Regions from separate parts of the Homo sapiens genome. Here region 1 is linked to region 2. A link is a contact called in ENCODE Hi-C or POLR2A ChIA-PET data. All regions are on one chromosome and are shown on one strand. The core of a region is the stretch at or near the end of the contact, and the rest is flanking DNA. Distances in the headings are between cores, read along the strand shown. Region 1 overlaps NR2F2-AS1 (NR2F2 antisense RNA 1). Region 2 overlaps NR2F2-AS1 (NR2F2 antisense RNA 1).

The links. Hi-C counts contacts between places; a loop is a spot of excess contacts on that map. ChIA-PET counts read pairs that join two places held with the same protein, here RNA polymerase II (POLR2A).
Region 1: a loop to region 2 is called in a map of right cardiac atrium, with 3 times the contacts of the local background. The contact joins two enhancer-like sites. A Hi-C loop is called at or near these places in 4 of 168 maps with a recorded cell type or tissue (PC-9, Right ventricle myocardium superior, heart left ventricle and 1 more). POLR2A ChIA-PET finds 5 or more read pairs at or near these places in 3 of 52 experiments (Caco-2, HepG2 and naive thymus-derived CD4-positive, alpha-beta T cell).

The regions. Positions count from the first base shown.
Region 1 is chr15:96,283,214-96,286,761 of GRCh38, reverse strand. All of the region lies in intron 2 of NR2F2-AS1 (NR2F2 antisense RNA 1), which reads left to right. Among named protein-coding and RNA genes, the nearest start is that of NR2F2-AS1, 42 kb to the left of the region's middle. Within about 2 kb of position 1,346, at least 8 of the 41 ENCODE cell types and tissues checked have a DNase peak (open chromatin) inside an H3K27ac peak, as active enhancers do.
Region 2 is chr15:96,180,247-96,183,391 of GRCh38, reverse strand. The region is part of intron 3 of NR2F2-AS1 (NR2F2 antisense RNA 1); the gene reads left to right. The region is part of intron 1 of LOC112268156 (a long non-coding RNA gene); the gene reads right to left. Among named protein-coding and RNA genes, the nearest start is that of NR2F2-AS1, 150 kb to the left of the region's middle. RefSeq lists enhancers at 1-344, 2,651-3,145. Within about 2 kb of position 1,456, at least 9 of the 41 ENCODE cell types and tissues checked have a DNase peak (open chromatin) inside an H3K27ac peak, as active enhancers do.

The DNA.
Region 1 (3,548 bases), core at 97-2,596, 100 kb before region 2:
GCAGGGTGGACATACCTTTCTGAAATTCTTATCTATGTCTTAGGAACTTTTACAGTGGAGCTGTTGTGTATTGATGCAGCGGACTGGATGTGGCTTTCGAATAGTGATTGTCTGCTTTTATTTTGTTTACTGCTTAATCTGCTGGGGTCAAGTTACCGAAACTTCTACGTATAAAGACAGTCCTTGCCTGAATTTCCGAGGGAATCTTGCCCCAGAAATCAAGCCTTTGGTTGCAACGGGCTGCCTGGCTGCCTTCGGCTTCCCTCTGTGTTCCAGCCTGACTGGCATATGCATACACTGTTTCCTCATGTTGCCTCTTGTTATTCTTTTTAATTGTCCCTTAATGTACGTTTTTTTTTTCGTTTAGGCAATTTGAAATAGAGCATGTGCAGCTCTGCATAATAATATATGATAGGAAACATTTCAAGGAATAAATTATTAGAATTGTTTACATGCATGGTTCAAATTTACTGGCAAATTGCTTAGGCCTCAGTTTTATGATGTAGCTGCCAGCTAGGCTCCTTCAGGGTGAAACTCTGAAATAGGAGAAGCTGCCCAGCGCTGTCCCTTCCCAGCACTTCCTCTCCTTGTTCCTGCCCTTTCAACACCTCCCTCCTTTCCCGCCCCCAAATAACTCTGTGGAGCTGCCAGGCCTTTTGCACCTTAATGTGAAGACATTTCGTGGGTCCTCCCCGGACCCGCCCCCAGCAAAGGTGAGGTGCGCAAAGGAATAAATCTCCAATGGTGTAATTTTAGACACTGTGGCAACTGGGCAGCGCGGCTATTTTTGGCCATGGGGCTTTCTCCTTGACCTGAGATGATATTGCCTGGCTGCTGCCAGTGCACCCGGCCAACCCTGCACGCGGTCCTTTTCGCAACGTGTTTGCCATTCCTGGGGGCTGGCTTCTTCCTCTTTCTGTCAAGCAGCTCTGTGCTCATGCACGATGCTGTGTGTTTGAGCAAGGGTGTGAAGCGGTCGACGCGTGCCCACCTAGGCTTGCCCCAGGGTGACACTCTCAGGCAGTGGTCAGGCCACCTCTGAGGGGCAACGCAGATGGAACAGACGTCCTTTCACATTGGGGGTGGGGGAAGATTTCCGGTCCAGTTTCTGGGTCTCCCTCAGCCTCCATACTTGATCAGCTGCTCAGCGACCATTCTATGAGTCACTCCTTCTCTGGGTAAGGCGAGCCAGGCAGCCTCCAGGCCACAGGGTTCATGCATTCCCGCCCACACTGCTTCATTTGAAGCCGCATCCTCACAGAGATTCTTCTGACCACCCGGCTTGCTGTCTTCCCACTCAAGCTCCTCATGCAGCTGCTGTCTACAGACCCCCTGGACTGCCTGGGGAAGTGAGTCGGAGCTCCTGCAGCAGAGGGGTGGAACAGCTACACGAAGATCCGAAGGTGGCCAAAAATAACAGCGCTTTCCAGATGAGGGTAATGTTATAGCCAAGATCATCGCTGGGGTAGGGTGTCTTGTTCTTTGTTTTACAACCTAAAAAGTACACAGAAGACTCAAAGATCATTCAGGAAGGAGGAATCAAGTCAGTACAGAACAGAGAAATGGGAGCAGTTAAAAACAAAGGAATTGAGTTTCTTTATGCCAAAAGAGAGAAAACAGAGGCCTTTTATAGATAGAGAGAGAGCCCTGGCTATCTGGATGGAAGATCTGTTTTCTCCAGCTTCCATGGCCGCAAAAGAAGGGGAGAATTCTGAATTTGCAGAGAGAGAGAGAGAGAAAAAGTGAGAGAGAGAGAGAGAGAGAGAGAGAAAGGATATAAGGAGAGACTGACCAAGGAACAAAAGAGCAAGGAGTTAGACAAAAAGGGAGAAAAAGATCAAGAGACAATGTTGCCGTCTCTTATCTGCTATTGGATGAAATTTAATAGAAACGTATTGAGAACCAACTATATCTAATCCAGTTATCTATTTCTGCATGACAAATCGCCCTGAAATTTATTAACTTAAAATCACAAAAATCAAGTTATGATGATCTGTCATTGTTTTGAGTGTTGACTGGGATCAGCTGGGTGGTTCCCACACAGTCTTTCTTGAGGATAAAGATGAGGTCTGGCGGAGGCCAAGGCTGGAGTCATCACTGAGGCTGCCTCACTCTCATGTCTGCTGGTTGATGTTGGCCATGGCTGCGACCTCAGCTGGGGCTGTCAACTGGAACCCCTGCATGGGGTCACTCCATGTAATCTGAACTTCCTCACGGCATCTCATCCTTGCACTTCTCACATGGCCACTCAGGACTCCAAAGATGAGTGTCCCAAGAGAGTAAGGTTGAGGCTGAATGATTCTTTATTTTATTTTATTTTTTTTCTTGAGATGGAGTCTCACTCTGTCGCCCAGGCTGGAGTGCAGTGGCGTGATCTCAGCTCACTGCAACCTCCACCTCCCGGGTTCAAGCGATTCTCTTGCCTCAGCCTCCAGAGTAGCTGGGATTACAGGCGCCCGCCACCACGCCTGGCTAATTTTTGTGTTTTTAGTAGAGAAGCGGTTTCAACATGTTGCCCAGTCTGGTCTCGAACTCCTGACCTCAAGTGATCTGCCCGCCTCGGCCTCCCAAAGTGCTGTCATTACAGGTGTGAGACACTGCACCCGGCCCAAATTATCCTTTTTGACCTACCAAGTGACCTTTTCTATTGTCCACCAATCACTAAGATCAGCTCAGATTCAAGGGCAGGGCATTTAGATACCTCCTCTGGATGTGGGGAGTGTTAAAGAACTCATGGACATGTTTTAAAACTGCTGAAGTGTCCAATCATGGTGTCAGCTACTCCCAGCCTCTCATCTCCAGGAGCTTCCAATCTCCAATCTCGTTGAAGCTATCAAAGTCAATTAAGTATTCTGTGAAAAGTAATAAAATAAGTACCCATTCACCAGGTGAGTGAGGTGATAGAAGAATGGGTACCAAGTGGGATACAAGATGAACACTCGCATTCGTGTAGGTCACAGACAGAGTGTACTTCGGAAGGCCTGTGGCCACTGATCATTTGGAGAGCATTGAAGGCAAATAGGACAGCAGTGGCCAAGGTTCCCTTACTCTGGAGTGGGGGTGCTTACTCGCCTTATTCAAACTTCTATGTCTGTGCTCAATGATTTATTTATCCTCCTCTGCCCCGCCTTGGTATGACCAATTGTCCTTTATTTCAATTACATCATTCTGCAATGGTCCAAAAACCTTGCCTTTTTTGTTCTTCTGCTGTGACTTTATCCTTTCTGTGCATGAAAAAGATTCGGGCCAGGTGCGGTGGTGGCTCACGCCTGTAATCCCAGTACTTTGGGAGGCCGAGTCGGGCGAATCACAAGGTCGGGAGATTCGAGACCATCCTGGCTAACATGGTGAAATCCCGTTGCTACTAAAAATACAAAAAATTATTTGGGTGTTGTCATGGGCACCTGTAATGCCAGCTCCTCGGGAGGCTGAGGCAGGAGAATCGCCTGAACCCAGGAGGCAGAGGTTGCAGTGAGCTGAGACCACGCCACTGCACTCCAGCCTGGTGACAGAGCAATAAATTTAAAAAAAAAAAAAAAAAAAAAAAA
Region 2 (3,145 bases), core at 207-2,706:
ATTTAAACAGACAATAGTAGCCCAAGACATTTTTTCACCCCCAAATAATAAAAAAGGAAGAAGAGCGTTTTCCTAGAAATTAACCACAGGACAGTGTTGTTATGTCTGCTGCTTGGGTAACAAAAGCAGCTGTTCTCTTTCTCTTGCCCCATTAACATACCAGCACTGGGGAGGACCCATTGAGATATTATCCACCTTTGCATAACAATACAACTTTAAAGTCTCATAGTGCTTCTTTAGCGAAATATTTTAAAATATTAATATCATCCCAGCTGTAAATAACCATGATGGAATTCATAGAGATTAAAGTTTTGAGATCCGCCTTAGGTGTACCTTCACATTTTCTTGTTCATTGAGTCCTAACTTCAGTAAAATTAGTTTTTTTAGATAGAGCTCTGAACACTTGCTGTGACTGTCACTTCATGTTGAATTTATCATATAGAATTTAAGGCGGAAGACTGGGGAGCAATCTGTCACAAACGATTGTATTCGTAATCGTTGAGGGTTGGGATGGGGGCTGGGGAGAAGATAAGCATCCTAGGGCCGCTCTTGTCGCCTGCACCATTCATTCGGCTCCAGTGGCATCGGTGAGGCGATTTGTGTAGGCTGAGTGTGTAATGTGTTTCCTTCAAGCCTGCCTTGATGGTTCTGTCTATGCTGTACTTCATGCACATAAATGCCTCTCAGGTTTTTTCAGCTAAGTGATAACTCAGCTTGTCTTTCCCGGTGAATTCGGTAATAAATAGATATATGGGCTAGACGTGGGGTGTTCTGACTTAGTTAGATCCTCTCGTGTCCTGGAATAGACAAGTGGACTCAATCATTGTGCTAGCAACAAGATACATACTTTCCAGGGAAGCACGGGGTTTTATGCTAAGTTTACAATGACATGAACTGAAAAGCAATTCAAAGTCAAGGTTAGTATGACAACCTCACATCCGTCTAGGGCATCTAGAGGGGAAAACGGTCAAAATGCAACATTATTTTCTTTGAAAACTGAACATCTGTTAGGGGATTTTGAAATGATAGAGAAGTAGAACAGTTGAGTTGCTTCTTGAACTCATTTAATGTGTACATTTTACTCTGGGAAGTAAGTATTTTCCCAAGACTGCTATTCAGCGCTGCATTTTTTTCCTCTGATGTGCCAGGCGTTTCTTCACAACCTCTGGATGTTGCAAGTCAAGTACTCTTAATAGCTTGCAGATCTATATCTGGGTATCAAAATCACAGGCTTTTGAACTTTGCCAATCAGAATCCCACATTACATTTCCTTTTTATGTCACATGCTCAATGAGCTTAATTGACACATGGAAAATTTCCTGTATACATCTTACTCAAGGCAACACTGGAAATTTGGGTTTATGGAATGCGTCGGCAGCCCTGAACGCTCTTGGCTTCTTCGCTGCTGGCTTGGTCTGTGGCCCAGAATGATGCAAGTTAGGCGTAGCTCAGAACTCTCAAATTAGCTGCTGGGGCGGTGTTAGGAGTGTGTTCAGGCTCAAGAGCCATTTTTGAGGGCTGGAAGAGGGAGTGGGGAGGCTCTGGCCCACTCCCCACTGTGAGGCAGCGGAGGTTACCGTTGTTTGTGAAGACTCAGGCCGTTAACTTCTGCAGGAAATCTGCCCTCATTCCCAGCCTGCAGTATGGCTAGGGGCCTCATCCTGGGCCCCTGTGGGATACTGGGATTATTCTGTCTGTAGCACTTATCATATTACACTAAAGATCTGCTCATGGTTCTCTCCTCCAACTAGACGGGGGAGGCATTGAGAGACAGGACTCAGCACCCAGCACTGTGTCTGACCTGCAGAGATAGTAAAGGCAGCCTAGGTGCTGGGTAGGCTCTAAGACTAAGCAGGACTGGACATGGGGATGCCAATGATAATAACAGCTCCTAATTATGGAACAGGTACTCAGTGATCATAAATGCTAGCCTAGGTGATTCCCTACACCCATTTTACAGATGAGAAAGGTAAATAAGATGTAGCAAGGTCAGGTAGTGTTCACAGGGTAAATTAGGAAGCCAGATAACTGAAAGGGGAACTGGGAAATCCCAGGCTATTCCTTATGCTCTGAACATACACACCTCTGATTTATCTGAAGAAAGATAATACTTCCATGATCAAAATACAATGGAATAGCACTTACAGAGCTAGTGAAGCCTAGAAAGAGTCCAGGCCTTGCTGCAGTTTTCTTCCAGTGGCACTCAGAGGGGTTTGTGTTTTCAGTTTCTGTATTATTTTTTGGCCTATGCAGTATTTCGTTCTTAGCATTTTGCAATAAATTGGTGGTCTCTCAATATTTCTATGTATCTGGTTTTACCATGTCCCAGTTGTGTGATCTTGGAAAATTTACTTCTGTGTTCCTCTGTTTCCTCTGCTGTGAATGTGGGGATGGAGGGTTGTCTTCAGGAGTGACCATTCTAATATTTGCCAAGATCCTAGAATGGTGCTTAGCACGTTCTGAGTGGGCAGCAAACATTAGATGTTCTGATTTACGGTTCTAGCTGTCCCTGTCTCTTCTCTCTTCTGCTTGCCACTGTCCCCACCTACCTGAGCTTCCCTCTTGTGGCTGTGCTGCCCACAAGCGTGTTGGGTGCTGGGAACTTTGGGTGGCGCATTTGCTGCATCTGTCAGCCTGGGATTAGGGGCCAGTGGTCCACGCTCATCCTCTCTGAGAGGCAGCCGCTTCTGCAGGGGCTGCCATGGATTGTGGCTTGTCTGTAAGTGGCCTGCTTCTCTGGCCTTCGCCCCCTTTCCATCTATCAAAATCTCTCTCTGTCTCCCTGCCTCTCTCTCTCCCTCCTCTCAAAGGCCTCGAGCTTCTCCCCTCTTCCTCCCTGCTGGCATTATCTCCTCCCACAGCTTGAGCTTTGGGGAAACAAAAGCCAGGTGTCTTGGCTTTGGACTTTTAAAACAAACCTCCCTCGAGGCAGGGGCACAGAGAGGCCTGACTTCCTTTGTAGAGCAGAGGGCAAACGCTGAGATAAAAACACAAATTAATATATCAGTAAATTATCCTGCCCCACTGACATACTCTCTAATCAGAAAGACAGTGAAAACACGGGAGGATGCCAGGAAAGAATCCAGGGGAGGAAGGAGGAGCCACACAGCCAGCAGCAGCCCAAGGAGAGCAGCCCCTCGGGAGG